Linked DNA regions of Homo sapiens: region 2 is linked to region 1. Evidence: chromatin loops called from intact Hi-C (ENCODE). Cell type or tissue: Caco-2. All regions are shown on one strand.

Region 1 (8,000 bases):
CTCACTCCCACTCACCCGCAGAAACTCGACTCTCCCACTGGCCACCACAGATCCACTAGCCGCTGGTACTCACCTTAATCCCATGACATGCAATAACCCCTTCCCCCAACAGAAACTACCACCCAAGAGGCTCCCTGCCACCATAGGCTACCCCGAGATCAACAGCTCCACCCCTTCAGGGTTGCAGCAACTACAGCAGCCCCTGCCTGGGCATCCTGGTTGGGGGTGGCTTGGAGGGCAGCTAAGGGGAGTGGCATTCAGAGCTGACAGCCTGATTTGTCCTTTCCCCAGCTTCAAGGCCCAGCCTCTACCCAGTCCCCCAGCCCACCTCGTCTGCCCAGGGGCCCTGAGTGTAGTAGACCATGAAAAGCTTGGGACAGGGTCCTCATAGGACAAGGTTTGTATGGCCCAGGGTGCCAGTACTGAGACAGGGGACATCAGAGTCTCTCTCCAGGAGGGGGAACCAGATCCAGGATCCCCAATTCACAGTGCTCCAGGCTCCAGCCTACCTGGCTAGAACCAACTTTCACTGTTGTCCCCAAACCTGCTACATCCCTCGAACCCCAGGGCCCAGTTCCTTACCTCAGGGGCTTTCAGACCAAAGACATGGATATCATCCTCTACACCCTCATGCCAGCCATAACATCCTACCCAGCACTGTGTCTAGGATTTTGCCTCCCAAGCATTTTTAGACCCATTTCAGGGCAGCTGAAGGAATCTCTCATTCCTTTGCTTCAACTCTTCCAGGGCCCTCAGGATGGAGTCCCTGGTCCTCCTCCTAACATTTAAAGTCTCCCTGACCTCAGGGCCCTCAGGATGGAGTTCCTGGTCCTCTGCCTAGCGTTTTAAAGCCTCTCTGACCTCGGGGCCCTCAGGATGGAGTCCCTGGTCCTCCCACTAGCATTTAAAGCCTCTCTGACCTCGGGCTGCTGACTACTTTGTCTCACCTCCTCTGCTACAGCAGACAGTCCAGTCCAGCATCCTCTGAGCTAGTCCACCTTTTCATAGCCCTCAGACCTCTGAAGCTCAAAATGCCTTTCTTCTTTTGTCATGGCTCAGCAAACTCCTACTCACTCTTCAAGGCCCAACTCTACTGCCCCCTCCCCTAGAGCAAAGCCTCGGCCCTGCCATCCCCAGGGAGAGTTAATAGTTTCCATCCACATGCCCTCCATCCCATCCCTTCCAGTTTTGCCTGGTGCCTCTGGCACAACCTGTTATCTCCTTGGTCAGACCCTGGCTCAGATTTACCTCTGTCCTGCCCAGCCTCCACCCAGGCCAGGAACTGGGAGGTACAGGGGTCCTGGAGAAGCACCCACCCTCACTCAGGCACACAAGCACACACACCCACTCACACATACACTGGGCTTCCCTTCCTCCCACTACCTTTCACCTCACCTCCAAGCATCCTGCCTGAGTTCTCAGTGGGAGGTAAGTCTTGGAGCAGGGGTCTTCAATCCCCAGGCCATAGACCATGGCCTGCTAGAAATTGGGTTGCACAGCAGGAGGTGAGTGGCTTGCAAGCGAGTGAAGCTTCATCTGTATTTACAGCCGCTCACTATTGCTTGCATTACCACCTGAGCTCCATCTCCTGTCAGATCAACAGTGGCATTAGATTCTCTAATTCTAGGATTCTAGGAGTAGGGATTCTAGGATTCTAGGATTCCAGGAGTATGAACCCTATTGTGAGCTGTGCAAGCAAGTGATCTAGGCTGTACATTCCTTATGAGAATCTAACGTCTGATGATCTGTCACTGTCTCCCATCACCCCCAGATGGGACCATCTAGTTGCAGGAAAACAAGCTCAGGGCTTCCTTCACCATACATTATGGTGAGTCATGTAATTATTTCATTATATATTACAATGTAATAATAATAGGAATAAAGTGCACAATAAGTGTAATGTGTTTGAATCATCCTGAAACCATCCCTGCCCTCCATCCATGGAAAAGTTGTCTTTCACAAAACCAGTCCCTGGTGCCGAAAAGGTTGGGGACTGCTGTCCTGGAGGGCACCTGCTCCCTCCTGCATCCTCAACCTCAACTCACTCAGTCAACTAAATATTTATTAAAAGGTCATGCACAGTGGCTCACGCCTGTAATCCCAGCACTTTGGGAGGCCAAGGTGGGGGGGATCACTTGAGGCCAGGAGTTCAAGACCAGTCTGGCCAACATGGCAAAACCCCGTCTCTGCTAAAAATACAAAAATTATCCCGGTGTGGTGGCAATCACCTGTAGTCCCAGCTGCTCAGGAGGCTGAGGCAGGAGACTTGCTTGAACCCAGGACGTGGAGGTTGCAGTGAGCCAAGATCACGCCACTGCACTCCAGCGTGGGTGACAGAGCAAGACTCTGTCTCAAAAAACAAAAATACCTATTAAGAACCTTCTATATGCCAGGCATTGTGTTGCACCCTAGGAAAACATTTTGAACGAACATGTAAAATAACTACAGGCTATAAGCAGTGCTATCAAGGAAATAAAGAAGGCATTACAGTAGAGCATAAGGGATTCTCTTCATATATGGAATCTGGAAAGGCCTCACAGATAAGGTAACATTTGGGCAGAGAACTGAGGTGGTAAGATATCATCTGTGCAGGTATCTGGGGGGATTACATTCCAGGCAGAGGGCACAGGAAATCCTAAGGCCCTAGGCAAGCAGTGACTGAAGTAGTATAAGTGAGGTGGCTGGAAGTAGTAGATGAGGTCGTCAGAGAGATGTGAGGGAGACAAGGCTGTGTTGGCCCTTGTGAGCCATTGTTCCATGGATAGCAGGACTATGCAAACCCAAAGGCCGAGAGAGCTGAGAAGCCAAAGAAAGAGGTTGACAAATCCATTTTCTCAGAGAGAAATATATAAGAGGGACTTACGAACAGAAGTGATGTCTCGAGTGGCTGCAAGACTGAATCCTCACACCAACCAGCCTTCCAGAAAGTATCCTTTATATAGCAAGCTCTTAGGGTAAAACATGTGCAGCTGGTCCCGTCTTCAGACTTTCTTGCCAAGACTCGTGACCACTGGAGAGGTTAAATAAGCATCTTTATGAAGAGTTTTCTATTCTACAGGCATTGTTTAAAGATCTTGCTGATGAATATCTTGGCATCTAGGGGTCAAACATTGGTCATTACGGTGGTTTTGGATCAAGTGGCCTGGAACAGTGGCCCACACCTGTAATCCCAGCACTTTGGGAGGCCAAGGCGGGAGGATCTTTCAAGGCCAGGAGTTTGAGACTAACCTGGGCAACATAGCGAGACCCCCTCTCTAGAAAAAATAAAAATGAAAAAAAAAATAGCCAGCTGTGGCGGCATGCACCTATAGTCCAAACTACTCAGAAGGCTGAGGTGGGAGGACCCCTTGAGCCCAGGAGTTCGAGGCTGCAGTGAGCTATGATCTTGCCACTGCACTCGAGCCTAGGCAACAGAGTGAGACCCTGTTAAAAAAAAAAAAAAGCATCATTCTTGCCACGCAACAGGCTGTTCTCCTACAGCCATGGTAAGGACTTTGACTTTTACTCTGAGATGAAAAGCCAGAGGAGCGGCATGACCTGGAATTATGTTTTAACTAGGATCACATTGTCTGCTGTATGGAGAATAGGCCCTAAGGGGCAAAGGTAGACGCAGTAAAACCAGTTAGCAAGCATGACTGCGTTCATCCCTAACTAATTCCAAACTAGCCCACTCTCCCCAGTCCAGACGCCACTGTCTCATGCTGAACAGTGTAAGGGCCTCTGCCTTGTCTCCCTGTCTCCTGCCTGGCCCCTCCCTCAATCCTTTCTCTACATAACAGCTAAAGGAGGTTTTTCAAGTGCAATTCCCTGTCAATCTTGCCTATTATAGTTTCCATGGCTCCTCACTGCTCTTAGGACAGAGTCTAAATTCCAAATCCCAGCTCACAGGGCCACATGAGGTACACAGCCCCTGCTGGCCTCTGTGGACAACTTGTGCCTCTGTAACTCTCATTGTGCTTATCTGTAAGTTCAGCCCCATCAAACTCTCCTCAAGACTCTTGCAGGCTTCCTTGACCCTCCAAGGAGGTTGAAACACAAATGGAGTCCTTTCTGGTTCTCTGAGTGACAAGCTTTGTTATTTGATACTTTCCTCCTAGAGAACCAAAGAAAGGGGTGAAGGTAGGCGGAGCCCAGATGCAGCTTCAAGCCAGCCCTCCCTTCATGGCCAAGGACTCAGCCCCTCTAGGGGGTGTGCTAGCTTGGCCCTGGGCTCACAGCCCTTGAACTGCTGAGTTGGATGGGTGGGAGCAGTGTTGTGACTTGCACAACACCATGATGCCCAGAAGCCTGGGCTGTGGGCCCTGAGTCCCTCTGCCCCACCTGGGGAGTGCCCCACCTCCCCTCCACCTCTGGGTGCCCCTGTCCAGCTACGTGCACTCCAGTGCTATCCTGGACAACTCATTCTTACCCAACTTCTTGTCTTGCACCCCAGGCCGACCCCTGACTTGCTTTTCATGTAACTTCCTGGTTTATCATTTTCTCACAGAATAATCTGTCTTTCTAACAACATTCCCACAGCACCTCTGAATGGAGGTGGAACCTCTAAAAAGGTTTAAGGGTAGTGAAGAGGTTTCTCTAATAAGCAAGCACTGTCCTCCTGTGTCCCCTCTACCACAAGTGGGAAACTATTTGGGTCCCTACAGAAACCAAACCTCAACTTTGCTAGTGTCTGACATAGATCCATTTGTGGCTGGAATGCAGAGACTAGAAATCCCAGGAGAGACTGCTAGAGACCTCACTGGGTCCTGCAGGGTCTGGAGTCGGTCTCAGCCATGTGGGCTCAGAAACCGCATTAACCAGCCCTTAAGTGGGTCTGTCAGGCCCGGTGAGCCAAGCTCAGAGGCTGATGCACCACCCCCGACACCCACGCGCGCGCGCGCGCGCACACACACACACACACACACACACACCAGCTTCACTGACAATGGCTGCAGTGCAAGAACACTCAGCTGCCATCCAGGGTGTTCTTGGTCTGTAATTGAATTTTCATGGGAAGCTGGAGCACACCCACAGTCTCAGAAGAAGGGAAGGGAGTTGGATAATAACTATTATGGGAGCTAATGTGTCCCAGGCCTTCATCTCCAAGCCCTTAGTGAACGATATGATTGTTTTTAATCCTCATACCAACCAGAAAGGAAGTATGGTTATTATCCCCATTTTATGGATGAGCTCAGAAAGGTTAAAAAACTTGCCAAGGTCACACACACCCTAGCAAATCTCCATGGCAGGGGCAACCAAAGTAACGGCGCATACCAGTCTTCCATGGAGAGTGTTGCCTGCCTACCAATGGTTTAGTGACTCTGACCAAGCCATTTCTGAAGGGTGCTGATCTGTTTCCACTTGGCAAGTCCCCAGAACAGCCCAGAGTGCAGGCTCAACCTTACCAACTTTTTGCATGGGGCATGGAATGGTGGAAGCTGGACAAAGTAAAGGTGACCCCTGAAGCTTTGGATCTGAGTGTGGACAAGGCTGGTGCCACAGCACCTGATCACCAACTCTGATATGCATGAACCTACCACCATGCCTGCTTGACTCACTCGTCTGGTCATGATCCCGGCTAAATGGGTCATCCCCACCACTCACTGACCCTCCGTGGTTCCAGGAGCCTGCTGAGAGACAGCCTGGACTGGCCCCTTCCCAGCCCCCAGGGCTCTCTCTCCAATTGCTGGAGACTGTCTCACCACCCAGAAAGAGATTTCTGGGTGGAAGAAGTCTCTTTCTCCTCAGTCCTGTCACCCTGTGCCTTCCCAGCCAGTGTTCCTGTCCACTCTCTTGCCTGCCCCTGAGGCACCACTCCTCAAGGCCCTGTCCTAGCTCCTCCATTCCTCCCCAGATGCTCATTGTCTAGGGTTGTTTGTGCTGTTTGCGCTGTCTAATAACCACATCCCTTCTAAACTGTCCCTACCCTCCTTTTGTGCTCTTACTCCAGCCACACTGGACTTGTTCTGGGAGGACAGTGATCAGAGGCCACCTGGCCCAGTCAAGGAGCCACTCCTCCCCTTCAGGCTCAGTCTGAAGCAGGCTGCCCTGTTAGGGCTCCACTCTGGTCTGTCTACTTCCCAGGCGGGTGCCATCTCCAACAGCTGATTTCTGCTTATCTCAGCAGTACCTCAGCTTTCCCATCAATTCTGTGAGCATGCTTGCAACCAGGAACCCTGGCTGGCTCTGCTGTCACAACAAGGGCCTCAGGAACTCTGCAGTTATGACCACTCCCAAATAGGTATCTCCAGCCCAGACCTAAATATTCCCTACTTCTGAACCTTAAAGATGGACATTTCTGAGACCCATACCCAAATTTCTTACATCTGTAAACAACCTACTGCTGCATTCTTCTTCTTCTTCCTCTTCTTCTTCTTCTTCTTTTCTTCTTCTTCTTCTTCTTCTTCTTCTTCTTCTTCTTCTTCTTCTTCTTCTTCTTCTTCTTCTTCCTCTTCCTCTTCTTCTTCTTTCCTCTTCCTCTTCTTCTTCTTTGGCTTCTAAATAGATTTTAATTACTTAGAAACAACACAATTTCGTACCAAATGTTTAACAAGCATCTTTGCTAAAATGTGAAATCAGCATTATTTGCATCCAATCAGCTACACAAAACTCACCAATTTTTCATCTGACAAAAGGTAGTCAAAATCCCAAAGAATAAGGGAAAGACTACTCATTAAAGGTCATGTTCACTAATCTAGCACCGTAATTCCAGTCTTAGAACCTCCCAAACGGCTGAAAGGAAGATGTGGAAAGAGATAAGGATGTCGGAAATATAAGGGTAATGTAACAAGAAAAACCCAAAATTGTATTAAAAAAAATACCTTCTCCCAAATTGAGAGGGAGCCAAGAGACCAAAGAGTGCCTCAGACAAGTCCAGCTTGGTAAGCAAATGAGTTTATGAGGACTTACACACAAGGCATTCCTGGATGGCAGTGGGACAGCTTTAGAGATCTGTGCCACCTCCCATCCCTAAGCTGCTTTTAAGCTAATTTTCTGGCTCTTTGCTTCTTCTGTGTGTGTGATGGGACTCTTTCCCTTGGTAGGTTCTCAGCTATTCTCTGGGATGTTTGGGTCCTCAGGGTCATTTGCTCCTTGGCTGGGTACCATGGCCTTGGGTCATCACCTGATCTTCAGAGTTCAGGCAGCGGACATACACCCTTGAGTCACCTGGCCGGGGAACCTGTCATACTTCAATTCATCCCATTCCCCAGCTCTTATATTCTTTCCACCAACCTTGCTCGAGAGTCCCTGAGCAGGAAACGAGGGGAAGAGCTATAGAGGTCTATAATGTATAGCCACAGTTTGTGGATACAGGCCACTTCCATGGTATACATAAGAGCATAAAAAGCAGAAGCTATCTATAATTATGATGCCTATTAGCAAAACATAATTCCAGCAAGTAGGTAAGCTGTGTACCTAATTTAAGAATGAGTCAAAGTAACCTAATTGAACTATATCATGGATCTGAGTTGACAAATGATTTAAAGCATCTGTGACATGATTCTCTTTATCAGAGAAATAACAGGTAGTGCCTATGAGGACGTATGTTGTTTGGTCTCTGTCATGTTGGCAATTTGGCCTCCAGGTGGAGGCAGTCCCCAGTGAGCCGGATTGCCTTATTGATGCTGTTGAAGCAATCATTCCAGTTCTGTTGGGAGAAAGGCAGAATATTCCAAGGCATGCCATTATCATTTGACAGGGGGAGGTATCCCTATACCCAGTAACAGGGCTGGTTGTTGACTGTTGCTGCAGCTGCAGCCCAGTCCAGGAAGACATTACTAGCTACCATGGGTAGCAGAAGCCATGGCCTTTGGGCATAAACACAGGCGTTTAGTAGAAACCCTCATAGGTATATCTATTCCTTGTAACTTAATTATTGCTAACATAATCATTTTTCCCATTGGCCCTATTAGGGCAGATGCCCTGGGCCTCGAGCCTGGCTTACAGTACTATATAGGGTTTCCCTCCACAGGGGTGGGCATAAAGCCAATTGGTAAATTTCTGGCCTTGCCTGTGCTATC
Region 2 (8,000 bases), 51 kb before region 1:
CAGGCAATCCATCCATCTCGACCTCCCAAAGTGCTGGGATTATAGGCATGAGCCATCGCACAGGCCTGCACCTCACTTTTGTTTTCCCTCACCCTGGCTGCCCTGCAATTACACCTTCCAATAAAGCATTAAGTACTTAAGCTCTGTCTCAGGCTGTTTCCTGGGAACATAGTCTGAGATAAGCACTATTTGTTTCCAAAAATCTTTCATTTCTACTATCTAATTCTCACCCAAACCTTCTAAGCTAGATAACTACCTCCATTTCAGATATAAGATAGATACAAATGACAAACAGCTGAGGCTGAGAGAAGGTTTCCTACATATCTGACATCTGACAGCAAATCAATGACAGAACCAAGAGTCAAACCCAAAACACACTCTGCTAGATATTGCAGCTATCCAGTCCTACTCAATAATCTGTTACCTTAAAGTGCAATGGACTCCCAAACAGGGAAGCCACACTTTGCCCAGGAAGAACATGCCTGCCCAGGTTAAGGACTTTATCATGGGTTACACCAAAGGTTCATAAAGCAGGTCCATGACACGCCTGGCTGGATCTCACCAGAGGGAGGAACGCAACATGGACCCAGAAAACAGCAACATGGTCCCTTAAGTTCAGATGGGCAGTCACTCCTACCTTAGACATGACAGCACTCACAAATAACCAGCCAGTCCAGCTCAGGGCAAGGCAGTACAGTCAAATGGACAGGCACACCTGCCCTAGGGTCAGACATACTAAGAGTTAAACCCCAATTCTATACCACTTCCCGGCTTTGTGACCTTGGACAAGTTATAGGATTCCTCAGTTTCCCCATGTATATAATAGAGACAATACTAGGACCTATATCTCATAGGGCTGTTGGAGGACTGAATGTGATGACAGATGTTGGCAGGTAGCCCTGCACTAGGCATAATTTATGTCAATCATTAGTACCAAGGGCACCAGAGAAACATCAGTGGACCTGAGGCAGCCAGCTGCCCAGCCCAAGTCAGCTGATTCCTGGGTGAGAAAGAAGGTCCAGACTAGGGAACAGTGAAGATGCAAACAAGGCAGAAATTGGGCGATCTCCATGTTCCAGGAGCACCACAAGAAATGAAACATTTAATTCAGGAGAGACTGGAATCAGGTATAATGTAGTACATTGATCATCAGGGGATAACCCTGGAACTGGTCAATCACTGGCTCTAAAGCTCATCAAGCAATGTTCTCTAGCAAAAGGCGGGGGATTGGACCAATACTCTAGGAACTCATGTACTTATATGCCTCTGACCTGCTCATTCCAGGCTCCTACAAGTACCCAGGCCTGAGGATCTCCACTACACCCTGGCCCTCAGAGTGCCAGGTACAAAACAGGCCACACTCTAAGCAAGCACTTCCTGAAAGGTCCAGAGCAGATGCTGGCCTGTTACCAGGCTCAGATAGATTCCATCTGAGCTGGAGAGCACTCTACCCAAACACTTAATCCTCTGCCCTGCAATGACACCAGCTGAACAAGAACTCTCTTCTAGGGCTCCAGTAAATCATCCAGACTTTTCATTCTCCTCTGCTCTGAGGAAAAAAAAAAAAAAAAAAAACTGTCTTTCTATCTCTCATTCCATGTCCGTAACACAAAGCCCACAGACCACAGGACCTTCCAGCCCTCTTTGCTCTAGGACAGGCTGATGTCTTACCCTAAGGAACTTCAAATGTCCAAATTGCTAGATGTGAGCAACTTTCCCGAAGTTTAACTCTCACTCCAGCACTCTGCTGGGCTTGCATGTACTTGCATCACAGCTTTTCCTGCCAACTTCCATCTGCATAATAGTAAACTCTTGACAGACCCCAGGAGCCAGGGACACACCTCCTAGCCCTCTGCACACTATCAGCCAGCGTGGCCACACATCAGCCAAGGCCTTGCTTCCAGTCTCAGACCCTCCCAAGGATGTGGGAGGGCAGAGTGAAAAAGGGAGGCCTTCTTAGGAAATGAGGAGACCCTAGATTCCCTCAACCGACTCATTCCTCAGAGCTGCACCCACGTAGTCTCTTCCTTTGATGAGCACTCACAGCCGGGCTCCTCCCCTGGCACATGGCCAGCTGCCAATATGAAGCAGCAATCTCAGAGTACGAGCTACCCACAGGCAAGAATAGTGCCTCGGCCACCTCCTCTCTCTCGTCCCTCATTCTAGCCCCAGGCACGCTCCAGTCAGAAGCCAAACAGGCAGAAGGCACTCAAGGGATGAACTGAGATCAGCTGGGGCCAGTCTAAACCGGTGACTAAGTAAGCACTGTCTAGAGTACCCCAATGCAGAGCTTTCGACAGGATACAAGGGCCTATCACATGCCACAGACAATGCCTCAGCTAAGCTGTCACCAAGTCTGCCTGCTGAGCTCTCAGAGAACTAGGGTGATCCAGTATGACAGCATCTTTGGGATGAGGCCCCCAGCCAACTCACTCCATCCTTGCTACGTGGCTTCATTGGCTGGGCCACACAGTGGACACTCGGCTGTGTAAGAACAAGGAGGCCCTAAAAGAAAAGAATTCAAAGACCAAACATTCTGTGAGTGGGGAGAAGCAACCAGAGAGACTGGGCGCTGAGGCCCAGAACCACAGTGAGAGGCTGCACCTTGGACACCTCAGGGGCAGTTTAAGTACAAGCCAAAGGAAATCCTAGTTCATTTAACAGAGACTAAATTATGGAACCTAATGTCAGATGAGACACAGGCTGAGAACAAGCAGCAGACCCCAAAAACATCCTATAAATTCTTAGGTGGACAATGGATCTCCACAAAGTCTGGGACATTTAAGAATGCCCCAAGCTACAACGTAACGGACTCCAGCCCTTGCTCCTAGGACAGGATTTCCTACAAGAGGGCTGGGGCTGTGAGGCCCCAGGTAGTCTATTATCAAGAAGCACAAATCTCGGGTGTCACTCTACAGCAAAAGACAACAGTCACAGTCTTGGGAGGGATCCCAATGCTCTCCTGCACCATCTCTCTTTTTTATTTTTTTTTTAAGATGGAGTCTCGCTCTGTCTCCCAGGCTGGAGTGCAGTGGCACGATCTTGGCTCACTGCAACCTCTGCCTCCCAGGTTCAAGCGATTCTCCTGCCTTAGCCTCCCGAGTAGCTGGGACTACAGGCGCGCGCCACCATGCCCGGATAGTTTTTTGTATTCTCCTGCACCATCTTAAAGTCAAATAGAATACAAAGGCCAGGGACCCACCTGGGCTGTCCAGCAATACCTGAGGCAGGAAGTGCCCTGATCCAGGCTCCTGCTGCGAAGGTCAACTGGGCATCTTACACATGCAGGGCACAGTACCAGGCACGTTATCTCACTCCAGGGTCTTGTAGACAGCGTCCGTGGACAGCTATCCCCTACAGTGTTCCTTCCCCATCACCTTGCTTCCACTACAAGGCCATAAGGAATGGCATTGGCCAAGGTCTCTGCTCCCACTCACATAGGCTGTTCCTCTGTCCACGATGCCCTTTTGCCAGCCTTCCTCTGACCACTCCAGCTCATGGGTCACCTCCTCCGGGAAGTCCTCTGGCCGGAGGCAGTCAGTGCTCTACCAAGTACCCACTGCCCGCATTCCCTTCCAGCACAGCGCTCACCACACTGCTCTGGGCCAGGACCTTCCCGCTCTTCCAATCCGCCTGTCCCACTGGGTTAGCAACTGCTTGCGGTTTCTGGCACACAGAAGGGTCCCGTTTGTTGAATTAGTTAACGAATTATCACGGGTCTCCGCAGCTGCCAAGGAAAAACAACGCTGGTTCCACAAGGATGTCTGGGGGAGAAAAGACTTTCTGATCCAATGGCCCATCTAATGGGCTCCAAGCTGGACCCTGCCCGGACAAGACCTAGGACTCCCAGCCCTTGGGAGGGTGCAGAACGGGCTTAGCCAATATGAAGAGGCCCCTCAGGGCCAGGCGGACGCCGCGCCCCCGCTCCCAACAGCCGGCAGCCCGGGGTCAGGCCGCCACTTCCCGGGAGCCTGACAGGGAAGAGCGGCCAAGTTCCCAGCCCCGCCCGACAGCCGAGGGAACTGCACGAAGGGCGCCGCTGACCTCACCACCCTGAGCTCGGGAAGGCTTGCGGGCGGCGGCACAAGAACCCAGACGGGTGCAGAAACAGGGCGGAGGGTGCAGGGTGGCGGCCCGGACTGCGCTGCTGGCGGCTAGCGGCGCGACCCCCGGCCCCGGATCCGGCCCCGGCCCCTAACTCTCAGCCCCGCGCGGGCAGAACGCACCGCCTGGCGACCCCAGCCCGCGCCCCAGCGCTAAGGTTGATCTGGCGGCTGAGCGGGCGGGGCGCTCACCTGGACACTCGCAGCTCCCGGCGTTTCCAGAACCTCCCGCGGCGTCGCCCGGTCAGCTCGGCGCCTCCTCCCTTGGCGACTCCGCCTCGGGCCGCTGCCGGGGCTCCGCCCACTTGAGCCGCCGCCACGTCCCCACCTCACGCTCCACACGCCTGCCTGCGTCCTGGTCCCCAGCTCCGGTGGCTCCGCCGGGGTTCGCCGTCCTCTGCGACCCCTGGGAACGCCCAGGCTACCCGGCCTCGCGGGAGCCGGAGCCGGAGCCGGAGCCGGAGCTGGCCGCCCGCGCCCTTCATGCCGCCCGCAGCCCACCGCACGTACTCCGCGCCCGCCTGGCTTTGGCGCCCCCACCTGCGGGCCTTGGCCCGCCCTCCTGCCCAGCCCCTGGGCGTCTGGAGAGGTCGCCACGACCCGATCCCCTCGCCGGGGCTGTAGGGAGAGCGTCCCTGGAGGCTGACGGATTTCCCTGCCTGCGCTCATGCCCATTGCCTGGGGGGCCCTGCCGGGTACACGGGCCCCTTCTTCCCAGCACCACCACAAGGAGGCTGTTACGGGAGGCTGGGGTCACCCCGGCTAGGAACTGGGTATCAGGAGAGGAGGCAGAACAGTGGAGAAGACCCTGAGGAAGACTAGGGACCTGGGGCCCACCCCCTGGAGACCGAGATTGGGAGGCCCATTCCCAGGGCCGAGCTCTCAGTGGGTTTCAGAGAGTCCCGGGCTCTGGTCCAGGCAGTCCTGGTGGCATGTGCAGGGGTGATGGATTGATGAGAAGGGGGCCCATCAAAGGCTGGGTGGGGGCGGAGGCGGGGGGGCGGTAACAACCTGGGGCACACTGGGTTGCCCAAACCCTTCTTTATGCCATGGGCCAAAAAGAGTGGACACCTGGTTCAGCCAATCCAGTCTGGAAGGGAATAAGGACAGAGATGCAGCAAACCTCAGCCTGAGCGGGAGGAGGCCCTGGCGGCCAGGCAGGTTCCCACGCCTGCTCTGTGAACCTTCCTCTCATGAATGAGGGGAAGCACGGTCTGAGAATCTCATCAGGGAGCAAGCCCAGAGCGGGAGATGCCCAGCCTCCGCCCAGGCCCAGTGTGGATATTCCCTACGGCACACGGGCCAGGCAGGCGGCCCAGACCTGGGGAAAGCAGGAGCACGCACACGGAAATACACATAAAACATGGGTGAGCCATTGTTCCTGCCTGCGTCAGCCACCGGCTCGAGCCCGGCTAAAACTACACAAACCCTCCTGCATCTGCTACATCCACAGAAGCTTCCTTCCATCTCCTCCCCCTTCTCAGGAGTTTGCCCCATGGAACATCCCTTTTCTCTCCTGAAGGCTCAACTACCCGCTCTCAACTGGATCTTTCCCATTGGCCTGTAAATGTGTTCAAGCCTCTACTATGGGAACAAAACCCTCATTCGACCCCACTGAGTGTCTCTGTTCTCAACCGCAGCGGAATTTCTTGAAAGAGCTGTCTCCCCATCCTCACATCTCTCCCACTCTTCAGGCCCTAAAGGAGCTGTCTCTCCCACTCTTCAGGCCCTGCAGTCAGCCTTCTAGCTCCCTAACAGCACCAAACCAGGTCTCAATAAACTGTAGCCTCCAATCTCCAATTTCAACGGCTGTTCTTCAGACCTCATCTGCCAGGGCCCTGAGCAGTGTCTGACACCCAGCGATGACCACAGCCCCTCTGGAACACTGATTTCCCTTGGTTTCCCCTCATCCTTTCTGGCCACCTCTGCTCAAGCTTCTTCAGCATCCTCTCCCTATTAGTAAAGGTTGGGGGTTCCTCAAAACTCAGGTCTAGGCTTTCCACTTCACGCTTCTCTTTACACGCAGGTGACACAAATTTCTCTCTTTACCCTTATCCTTACTGCTGAACCCCAGATTCATGTAACTCACTGTTCAGTGTACATCCCCACTTGAGTGTCCACAGGCACCTCAATGGCAACATGTCCAACACAGAGTTATTGTTCTCCCCCTACATCTTCCCCCTCCACACATCCTGTCTTCACTGCTGTACTGAAGGAGATACTTCCCATCAGTTACCTAACCAGAAGCCTGGGAGTCATACTTGGCAGCTCCCTCTCCCTCATCCCCAGACCCTATTTACCTATATCCCAAGTCTGTTCAATTTTACCCCTAAATCTCCCTCTAATCCACCCACTTCTCTCCATCTTTTTCACATGAGTGATGGCAACACTTTCCTGACTGGCTGCTCCTCCATTTTTGTTCCCTCTCATCTCTCCTTCACTACAACCATGATGATCTCAAAATGCAGATCTGAGCCCATTACTTGCAGCTGGGAAATTGCCCTGATCTTGAGAAACATCAAAAAGTGGTTTATAAGGTTCCACATGGTTTGGCCTCTGCTCACTTCTGTAACCACATCGAACTTCCTCCAGTCTCTCTAACTGGCCATTCCCCCTCCCCACCCCAGACCTTTATACATGCTGTTCCTTCTGTCTAGAAAAAATTTTTCCCTCCCTGATTAAAACCTTCAGAATCCTTCAGATTCCCTCAGAGGCAGAGAGATTTTCCTTACTTCCCTGAGTAGGTCAAAACCTCCCATAACAGACCAGGCACGGTGGCTCATGCCTGTAATCCCAGCACTTTGGAAGGCTGAGGCGGACGGATCACCTGAGGTCAGGAGTTCGAGACCAGCATGGCCGACATGGTGAAACCCCGTCTCTACAACAATACAAAAATTAGCTGGGCATGGCCAGGCACGGTGGCTCACGCCTGTAATCCCAGCATTTTGGGAGGCCGAGGCGGGTGGATCACGAGTTCAGGAGATCAAGACCATCCTGGCTAACATGATGAAACCCCGTCTCTACTAAAAATACAAAAAATTAGCCGGGTGTGATGGCGCATGCCTGTAGTCCCAGCTATTCAGGAGGCTGAGGCAGGAGAATCGCATGAACCCGGGAGGCAGAGCTTGCAGTGAGCCACGCATGATGGCGGTGTCTGTAATCCCAGCTACTAGGGAGGCTGAGGTGGGAGAATCACTTGAACCCAGGAGGCAGAGGTTGCCGTAAGCCAAGATCGTGCCATTGCACTCCAGCCTGGGTGACAAGAGCAAGACTGTCTCAAAAAAAAAAAAAAAAAAACCACACACACAAAACCTCCCATAACAGCTTCTCATGTCCCCGTGTGCTTCGTAACACTTGCCACCGTTGATAGAATTGAATGATCGCTTGGGTAACGTCTTCCCCGACTGGCCTGGGAGGTCTGGGAGTACATAAACCATGCATGCATTTGTCCATTGCCATTTTCCCACCACCGAACTGGGCTCAATATTTGCTAACTCCTTGAATGGACGGATATCTCCTCAATACCTTGCTCCACACTGTAAGATTTAGTCTCCAAAGGCATGAGTAAGACCTCCGCAGGGTCTTGGAGTCCTGGCAGCTCAGGACCACAGCATTGGTCAGATATCCTCCTAAAAAATCTGCAGCCTTGAGAAGGGGCAGGACTTCTGAGGATCATGTCTCCTTGGTCTTCCTGCCTTGCAGGAAGTGGCCATTCATTTGTTTTTATATTCCTTTTCCTCTACCTGCCTCCACCCAGAAGATACCATTTCTGACCTCTGCCTTTGTAGCCTCACTTTCACCACTCAGCCCTTAACATAAGGCCCTCAGACTCCATCTGGGCTCCTGATCTATTCATTTCCTGGGGTTGCCACAACAAATTACCACGAACTAGGTGCC

Evidence for each region. Peaks named below come from ENCODE experiments on the same cell type or tissue, not always from the same donor. Only the 100,000 strongest peaks of a DNase experiment are listed, where the experiment ranks them.
Region 2: it touches region 1 in a loop (4-fold over the local background); 21 of 110 quality-filtered maps call a loop at or near these places.

What each region holds. Positions count from the first base shown.
Region 1 is chr5:132,274,479-132,282,478 of GRCh38, forward strand. It overlaps LOC124901063 (a long non-coding RNA gene), which reads right to left and starts at 3,272. Exons shown (of 2, transcript XR_007058934.1): 1 at 3,229-3,272; 2 at 2,919-3,010. RefSeq lists a silencer at 2,738-3,032 and an enhancer at 3,693-4,505. In Caco-2, CTCF peaks have their summits at 3,885 and 4,088; a DNase peak (open chromatin) is centred at 3,683.
Region 2 is chr5:132,223,495-132,231,494 of GRCh38, forward strand. P4HA2 (prolyl 4-hydroxylase subunit alpha 2) reads right to left here and starts at 4,359. Exons shown (of 15, transcript NM_001017974.2): 1 at 4,296-4,359. RefSeq lists silencers at 4,076-4,335, 4,476-4,705. In Caco-2, no CTCF peak of the experiment used is centred here; DNase peaks (open chromatin) are centred at 4,037 and 4,367; H3K4me3 peaks cover 1,900 bases.